Linked DNA regions of Homo sapiens: region 2 is linked to region 1. A link is a loop called in an ENCODE intact Hi-C map of the cell type or tissue named here. Cell type or tissue: A673. All regions are shown on one strand. Each heading gives the region's core, and the rest is flanking DNA. Links, peaks and the distances in the headings are about the cores only.

What was found. Peaks named below come from ENCODE experiments on the same cell type or tissue, not always from the same donor. Only the 100,000 strongest peaks of a DNase experiment are listed, where the experiment ranks them.
Region 2: a loop joins it to region 1, with 10 times the contacts of the local background. A loop is called at or near these places in 13 of 110 quality-filtered maps.

Annotation. Positions count from the first base shown.
Region 1 is chr11:32,173,156-32,180,045 of GRCh38, reverse strand. No RefSeq gene overlaps it. Among named protein-coding and RNA genes, the nearest start is that of SNORA88, 33 kb to the right of the region's middle. RefSeq lists enhancers at 2,858-4,102, 2,607-4,556. In A673, for the core only: a CTCF peak has its summit at 3,656 (motif pointing right); a DNase peak (open chromatin) is centred at 3,645; H3K27me3 peaks cover 333 bases.
Region 2 is chr11:31,635,768-31,638,267 of GRCh38, reverse strand. The region is part of intron 7 of ELP4 (elongator acetyltransferase complex subunit 4); the gene reads right to left. Among named protein-coding and RNA genes, the nearest start is that of ELP4, 130 kb to the right of the region's middle. In A673, for the core only: no CTCF peak of the experiment used is centred there; a DNase peak (open chromatin) is centred at 1,117.

The sequences.
Region 1 (6,890 bases), core at 2,323-4,822:
CCCTCAGCCAGTAGCAGAGAGACTTTCTTATGAACATATTTGGCTTGAAGTGTTTGCATCTACTGAATCCTGTGGAAAAAGAGTGGACACCAGGCCGGGTGCAGTGGCTCAAGCTTGTAATCCCAGCACTTTTGGAGGCCCAGGCAGGTGGATCACCTGAGGTCAGGAGTTTGAGACCAGTCTGGCCAACATAGTGACATAGTGAAACCCTGTCTCTACTAAAGACACAAAAATTAGCTGGGTGTGGTGGCACATGCCTGTAGTCCCAGCTACTCAAGAGGCTGAGACAGGAGAATCACTTGAACCCGGGAGGCAGAGGTTGCAGTGAGCCAAGATCGCGCCATTGCACTCCAGCCTGGGTGACAGAGCGAGACTCCGTCTCAAAAACAAAAAAGTGGACACCAAATGGTTAATGGAGAACAAGAGTCAGGAGGAGGAGAGGCAGGCCAGAGTTGTGGGGGCAACAACTTGCTGATGACATAGTCCAGCCTGGTCCCAGCCTGTGAGGCCACCGTGAAATGTCCTGTGCCTTGCTAGTCTGCCCCAAAAGTGATCCTGACATGGCCTCAGTTCCCAGACCCTCGGCGCTTCTGTTTGGGAGTCCCAACCCTATTTCCTGGGCTGGAGCCAACTGGATCCCTGTCTCCATCACTTTGACATGAGCCTGGTAGAGTCACCTGAGTCACCTGGTTTGCTTGTTTGGCTAAAGGACCAGGCTTTAGCACCTTTTGACCTTGGGCCTTCTCTGGCTCCAAGTAACTGGAGGCTGTTAGAGTCAAAGCATCTCTGAGGGAAGAGACCATGTCACTTATGTTCTCTGGGTCCTCTCCATCAGTCTCTTTTTCTGTATCTAGTCCCATGGACCTGGTTTCCCTGTACCTCTTTGCCAGGCTTTTTTGGCGAATAAAAGCCATCAAGAGAAGAGATAAGGGATTGGAGAGTGGGTAGCCAGGTGGACAGACACAGAGAAGTGAAGGTTCTTCCTACAACAGTAGGCAGCTGAGGAGGCACATGAAGGCATGCAGAGAAGTGGAGCCCAGGCACCCTGGCACGCAGGCGCTGTGAGCCTGGTGGGTGTGCTGCTGGTGGAGGATCAGCCGATGAAGTAGTTCTGTGGCATCTGCCGAGTCCTATTAAGTGCCACGCACCAGCAGCCGCAGGAGATTTAAGAAAAGAAAAAGCCACTAAAACATCCCACCTGTTACCAAGGAGCTGGCAGAGGAGAAGCTGACCTCAACATTCACAGGAAACTGTGGCTGCTTAGGGAAGAGGTGTGTGCAGGGGCCTTTGGGAGCAGAGGGCAGAAGGAGCCTCACTCTGGCAGCACACAGCTTCCCAGAAGTCTAAGGCGCACTGAGTCTTGGGAAGGAGTTTGCCAGGTCGAAAGCAGAGGCTAGACAGCAAGGCGGACGGGTGGGCAAAGGACAGAGCATGGAGGGCTGAACATCGGTGGAGAATCTGGGGAAAAGGGGGAGTTCCACAGCCTGGAGGGTCTGGGTTACTATGTTAAGGAGGAGGAACATGACCTTGTAGGCAATTTAAAAGCTATTTCTCAGGAGCAACAAAAAGGTAGCTGAGATAGAAAAATTAGTCTTTGAGAAGAAGGGGAAAATTTTGGAGGAGGAAGGAGGATTCGAAGAAGTGGAAAAGCAGAGGAAAAGTAGGTCAGAGTGGGATGGGGGGGTGGCATGAGCAACAGAGGTGGGATTAAACAAGGCATGTGGAGGGCATGAGGAAAGACCTTCATGGTTGGCTGCAGGGTGTGTCAGGGGTGTTGGGAGATGAGGCTGAAAATAGATCATGTGGGGAGAGAGGAGGCATTGGAGGATCTTTGAGCAGATACAGGGAAATTAAAGTAAATGTTACAGGAGGATTCACTTCTTGGCCATGTATAGATGGTTTGGACAGAGGGAGAGACTGAAGGCAACCAGGCCAGTTATGAGGTTCTTGTACAAGTCCTGTGAATTCCATCTTGAGACCAAGTCCTCTTTGCTTCCTGATTGTCTGGGTCCTAAAATTACCATTACCATAGGGATTGAAGAAGGATTATCAAAAAATATATATCTAGACAGTATTATTTTACCTCCCTACAGAAATGGCTTTCTTGAGTTTCAACTTGAACCTCTGTGCTTGCCTGTTATGGAGTGCTGACAAAAGAAGCTCTAAAGAACATTTCTGTATATTTTGCTAAGCTGTCATTAAACACATTGACAGGGGTGGGTGTGTTGGCTCACGCCTGTAATCCCAGCACTTTGGGAGGCCAAGAAGGGTGGGTCACTCGAAGCCAGGAGTTCAAGACCAGCCTGTCCAACATAACGAAACCCAATCTCTACTAAAAATACAAAAATTAGCTGGGCATGGTGGCAGGCACCTGTAGTCCCAGCTACCCGGAAAGCTGAGGCATGAGAATTGCTTGAATCCAAGAGGCGGAGGCTGCAGTGAGCTGAGATCATGCCACTGCACTCCAGCCTGGGTGACAGAGCAAGACCCTGTCTTAGAATAAATAAATAAATAAATAAACAGACAAACACATTGACAGTCCTTTTACTCAGTGACCTTTCTGTAAGTAACTACACAATCAGTTGCTCTCAAATTTAGCATGAGGAAGGAAACACATCTATTCAGTCAAACTTATACATCCCTTTGAAGGCAACAGGTAATGAGAACCATATATCCTAGTGTACTTGGCACTTTTTCCTTGGCTGCCAGGAAGCTCAGAACTAAATTTGCTTTGCGAATGTGGTAACTGCCTTACTCAGTTGCTCTTTGTTCTTTCTCATTGACTCCCTATCTTTTTTTTTTTAAAAAAAATTCTTTTAAAAATTTATTATTTTTAGTATGTTTAAATAACATAATCTGCCTTAGATACTTCTGGGAAATAGACTGTATGTATAATATGATTACATATTAAATGAAATAATTTCCTCCTCCCTGGGCAGGCAGCCCTTACTGTGCTTTTCCAGGCAGCCAGAAATCCTCTCTTTGGTCCCGTTGGCCCTGGCTCATGTCGAGTTGGGATGCCCAGCCTGCCTCTCCATCAGTTCATCCCGCCAACCTCCTTAGTGAGATACACTCGCTCTGAGCCCATCCGCCTCTGTTCGCTGGCCTTTTTGGCTTGAGATGTTTTCTATCTTTTCTATATTTCAAAGCTTTGTGGTAAATAATCAATTCAAACCAGCACCGAGTCTCTCTTTCTGTAATTCTAAAAACCCATTAAATTATATTGTTGGGAGAAAACAATAGCTGTGCTAATCATGCCCTGTGCATGCGCATCTTAATTTCCCCAGAGGCCTGAATATGAATTTTTACTAACATGTTAATTTTGTGTGTTAATCAGTAGCTGTAGGCCGAATGAATGGATTGACTATGTAAAACTGTTTGATATTGAAACAACTCCTTTTGACCCCCTCAAATTGGCTTCATTCCCCTAAAGACGGTTAAAGTTAATTAAGCACTCAATAGGTTTATGGTGTTTAAATTAAAATATATTACTCCTCATTGTGTAGTCATCAAGTGAGAAAGACATCCTCCTCCTGGCTGCCTGGCTGGCTAATGGGCTTATCAAAATTCATGATGTAATAAGAAGGCCGACAAGTGCATGAGAGACTCTGGCTGTCACTCAAGGAAAAAACATGGACCACCTTTGCCCACTAGAGGGCACAAGAGAGCCATGAATGCCCATAGCTTGGCGGGTTGGTTTTGGGGATGCAAGTAGGAAAGGCCCTTTGTAGGCCAATTTCTGTCGCTTGTAAAAAAAAACCAATTTATTCTTTTTTTTCTTAATAAATGTGGAGCTCTCTTTATTTCGCTAACTCCCTTCTTTCTTTCCTTCCTTGTTTATATTTTATACCCCTCTCCTTGCTTCTTAGATTTATTTGTGATTCCGCTCTTGACAGTAGTATGCAGTAGAAAATAGCCCACATGGCTTTCAGGAAAAAACAAAACAAAACGTTGCCATCCTTCCTCTGGATAACTTTTCCATAAAATTTTCATTGTATGTGGGCGGGGGGAGCAGGAGCCTTGTGCTTCCCGAGAAAATCACTGACACGGTGCTGAGAAAAATATATAAAATAACACTTAACTCCTCTTTCCAGAAGGACATGTGAAAGCTATAATTGTACCTGCTGACTTTCCCTCTGGGCCTCTCTGGGGCTGGGGGTAGGGACTGTGGCTTTGCAACCTACCATACAGTGAGTGTTTAGATCGGGAAGAATTGCCTAATGAAACCGGCAGAGTGAAGGGGAAGGTAGTGGGGAATCCTGCAGGAATACCAGCTCTGAATTAAAACAGGGCCTAGGCCCCACGAGCTGATCAGGGTGTTGCAACTCATGTCAGATCCAAACCTGCCAGCAAATCCCATTCTTGACGATGAGGACATTAGTCAGATGGGGACAATTGTCTGTGGTCATTTTTGGCAATGTGACTGGTGGTAGAGATTGTTGGGAGATTCAAAAGGATTCTTACCAGTGGATCTATAGCTCATTTTTCATTTTTGTAGAATGGTTTTAAGAAATTTATACTTTTAGGTAGCTCTTAATTGTGTGTATGTGTGCATGCATGTTAGTGTGTGTAGGGGTGAGTCACGAAATGGACATAAGATACCACTTTTAAAGATAAGTAGCCATGAGTATCAGACAAGGAGAAAATGGGTGATATGACAAATGAAATAGGAGTCATTGCAAGGAAAACTTAAAGAATACCAGGTTGCAAAAAAAATTGTGTTTAAAGAGGTGGGAGTCAGGCCAGGCATGGTGGCTCATGTCCGTAATCCTAGCACTTTGGGATGCCAAGGTGGGCAGACTGCTTGAGCCCAGGAGTTCGAGTTCAGCCTGGGCAACATGGTGAAACCCTGTTTCTATAGAAAATACAAAAAATTAGCCGGGCATAGTGGTACATACCTGTAGTCCCAGCTACCCTGGGAGACTGAGGTAGGAGAATCACCTGAGCTGAGGCAGTCAGGCTGCTGTGAACCACCATTGTACCTCTGCACTCCAGCCTGGGTGACAGAATGAGACCCTGTCTCAAAAAAAAAAAAAAAAAAAAGAAAAGAAAAGAAAAAAGAAAAAGGGCTGGGCGCGGTGACTCACGCCTGTAATCCCAGCACTTTGGGAGGCCGAGGCAGGCAGATCACGAGGTCAGGAGATAGAGACCATCCTGGCTAACATGGTGAAACCCCGTCTCTACTAAAAATACAAAAAATTAGCTGGGCGTGGTGGCGGGCGCCTGTAGTCCCAGTTACTTGGGAGGCTGAGGCAGGAGAATGGTGTGAACCCGGAAGGCGGAGGTTGTAGTGAGCCGAGATCGTACCACTGCACTCCAGCCTGGGCGACAGATAGAGAGTCCGTCTCAAACAAAAAAAAAAAAAAGGAAAGAAAAAAGAAAAGGAGGTGGACAGACATTTTGAAGGGCATTGTTTGGCTGTCTTCTAATCTTCTTATTCATGTTTTCAGTAATAGCATGGGGCTTTATTTTCAAAATACTTTCGATTGCTAATAGTTAATAGTGAATATTCCTCAAGGGCAGTGGTTTTCCAGCAATGGGGTAGGGACCAGAACCTGGAGGGTGTGGCCAAGGGGCTGGGGGCTCTGCCCCTGCTTCTACCAGAACGCTCTGCCTTTTTGGGGCTCCACTTAAGATCTAATTTGGAAAAGAGGGTTCCACTGCTAAAAGAGTAAAAGAGAGAGATAGAGGCAAATTTAAAACCTCTGGTTTAAGGCTGGCCTTGCTGGCTTATGCCTGTAATCTCAACACTTTGGGAAATTGAAGCAGGAACATCTCTCAAGCCCAGGAGTTCAAGACCAGCCTGGGCAACATAGGGAGATCCTGTGTCTACTAAATAAATAAATAAATAAATAAATAAATAAATAAAAATTAGCTGGGTGTGGTGGCAATCTCTTGTAGTCCCAGCTACTCAGGAGGCTGAGGTGGGATGATTGCTTGAGCCCTGGAGGTTGAGGCTGCAGGGAGCTGTGATCACACCACTGCACCCAGCCTGGGCAATAGAGTAAGACCCTGTTTCAATAAATAATAAGTAAATAATAAAATTAAACCTCTGGTTGACTGCCTTCTGGTTTACAGAGTTTTCCCATGATCTCACTTGGACCTCACAGAGACTTCATCCTCCCCAATCTCTGTTTTCAGAAGAGGAAGCAAAGTTCATCAAGATGAAGAAATATATTCCTTGTTACACAGTGAGTGGCAGAGCTTGGACTTGAGCCTGAGCCTTCAGAATCCAAATTCAGGACTCCTCCCTTACAGCAGGATAGAGTAGAGTGAGAACCTAAGATCAGACTTGAAGAGGGACCTGATGTGTGATGGCACCCTGGGTGACACAAGGAAAAGTCTCCAGGGAGAGGGTGGTGGTGATTGATTAGCCGGGTGGAGGGAGAAACCTGAGATTTAATAGGCAGGACAGCAGGAGGCAGCAGTGCCCCAGAAAGGGAAGAAACCATCGGAGCCTCCAGCGTCCTGATTGCCGGCCACAGCCCTCCCAGCCAGTCCTAGCCTCTGCATCTGGGACCAGGGATCCTGCCACTGGGCATCTCCTTTCATTTTGGGATTGTCAGCCTCATTCCAGTTCTTCAGCAGGTAGGAAACTGAGTCACAGGGTACCTAAGCTGGCCAGGAATCAGCCCTGCAAATCTGAGGGCCCAGCCCACAGAGTCTCCCATGGCTTTCTGGGGAAACGATTGACGTTATGGGAGTGAAATGGGAACAACTGTGGCCCATCAGCCCCGTGTGTTTAGGGACAGCCCCTCTGGGCAGCCTCCTTTCCAGAATCTCCCACGGATCCTTTGACCACAAAGCCGTGCACACGGTCATTTCATTCACTATTAATGTGCGCCCTTCCCCTGGCGTGGCTGGCTCTTTCTTAAAGTTAACCAGTAACT
Region 2 (2,500 bases), core at 1-2,500, 540 kb after region 1:
AATTATTATACAATGAAAAAAACATACTGACATATTCTATGATCCAGAATGTCAAAGGAGTTTTCATTCTTGCATTATTGTTGTTTATATTTTAAAATTCCTTAAAAGTGCAGACTATGACAGCTTGAATAAAGATTAGCAATAATAAGTAAATTTTCTTTTTGAAAAAAATGCTGTGAGAATGGTATAAGACAACTTTCTCCATTTCTAATTTTATTAATTAGTTTAAGTGTTTCAATATTTATTTCCTGACAGTTTTAGGTAAAAGTGCCTTAAAAAATACAAATCAAAAACAACTTGCCACAGATTATACTAAAAAATGCATAAACAAGGGGAAATTTATTTTCTTTTCACCTCACTAATAAAATCATCATAAGGCACAAAACTAAGTTTCTATTTCCAAAAAGAATAAGTGTTATTGGTCACCATTTCTTGAAGCACACAACTGTTACTGGGAATTGAAAATAAAATTACCTATTTTCAAAAGCCACAAAATGTTTGCATAATTTGGAGGTGGATGACAAATTTTGCTAGTGGTAAGCCAATTCCCATTTACAGAACAACAAATTATTGTTTCATATCTTGCTAGATATGGAAGTCAAACAGTATCCTATTGTAACTGCTTTAAAGTTACCACTTTGCAAAAGAAAAAGATAACTCATTAAAAAGTTTCAAAGGGTACAAAAACATTTCTGTTTCTAACAGTAAAAGGGGGACAAGCAGCACAATGCTGAGTGTAGCCAAAATATAATAACCTTTAATATGGGTATTTACACCAAAGTTTTTAAAAGTTGCAATAATATTCTTATAATTATAATAATATGTAGGAAGAGTTTAAATATAGTGTTTTAGTTACTTTTCTTAGAAGTAACCTTTTCTTTTTTTCTTCTTTCAATCCACGACAACCTCCTTCATTCAACAACAGAGTTTTGAACAGTTGAGTTGTGAGAATGTGAGCAGCTGCTGTTATTATAACTAAAGGTCTGTCTACTGCTTGAGTCTGAGAGACCACATGTTCGGCTGTCCTCTCATCTTGCCATCCTCACCAATTAACTATTAACATGGAGGGCTGTACACATGCTCTTGGGGGCTCTTTAACAGGCTTCTTGGCGAGTGGAACAACTACACAGCAGGGATCTGGGAACTGAGTAATGCTGGAATATAGGGGAGCCGTCCATAGTTCTGCTCCTTCTAATGACACTTTACTCCACAGTTCAGCATGTAACAAAGTCTGTACTTAACTTAGCCATTTTCACACACATTTTTAGTTCAATGTCTTTGGGCAGATACTAAAACTATATTCTATCAAGAGACAATATGAGTAATAATATTACTTCAAAGGGAAAATTGTTTAAGATTATATGCATATACACTTAAGACATTCATAATATATTTGTTGAACAATTTTCGTGTTTTCTTAACAGATATTTAGAATTTATTTTTATATACTCGTTCCAAAGTATGCTTGCCATTTTTTTCCTGTGGCATTAAAGAAAATAATCTTCAACCTGAAGGAAATAAGAAATTTCAAGTTCAAAGTTGTGGGACTGAACATAAAACATTTCAAATGCAAATTAAAAAATAAGTCTTCTTCATTCTACTCACAAAAGTCTTATTATAACAATAAGTTAAAATCAGTTTTGAATCTATGTCATTATTTTCCCTATTTTAACTTTTCCCTCTCTTTGCAATTTCCTTAACTATGTGTTCTTTCCCCTACAATGAAATTAAACATGGGAAGCATGCCAAAAGTACAATAAAGGGTAACTAATCATTACTATACAAGTCTGACAGAATGCTAATAACTAAAGTAAGAACACCGATTGGCTGGTTTAACAATTCAAGAAATAAGGATATTTTATACAAAGTACCTTTAATATTAATTTATATAATGCACTCAAATAAAGATATCACAATTTTATTATCTATACATACCCAACTATATGTATGATAAAATTTTCAAGGATATCCAACTACATTTCTACTTCTGCCCGAAACCACTCTACTACCATCCCCAAGCTCAAGTATTCATATACTCACATATACTACTTTTCTGTTCCATCCTATCTTTTACATTGTTGAAAAAGTTCCATGTGAATAGGAATCTTGTTTGTCTTGTTTGCTACTGTATCCCTATGGGTGCCTAGAACAGTGCCTGCATTATTTGTTAAATAAGTGTATAAGCTAACTTACCCACAGTCATTCAATCACCATTTAAACCCTAACTTACAATCTCCAGAGGTGGCACTGGTCATAGTGGACAGGAAGTTGATGAATGATGTTTAAAGAGTCTTGTTACAACATGGTGATGCTACTAATATTTGGATGGCCAACTGACTTTATCTATGCCTCCTGGTCTGTCTCAGGCCTAACCTGTGAGAAGATCCTGTCAGTGTTTTTCATAAAAAGAGGCTGCTGGAGATTTCTATTGCTTTGATAGACTTTTATATCTTATTTTTTGTAGCCTGATCTCTGTTCAAATCCTCAATTTTGGAGATCT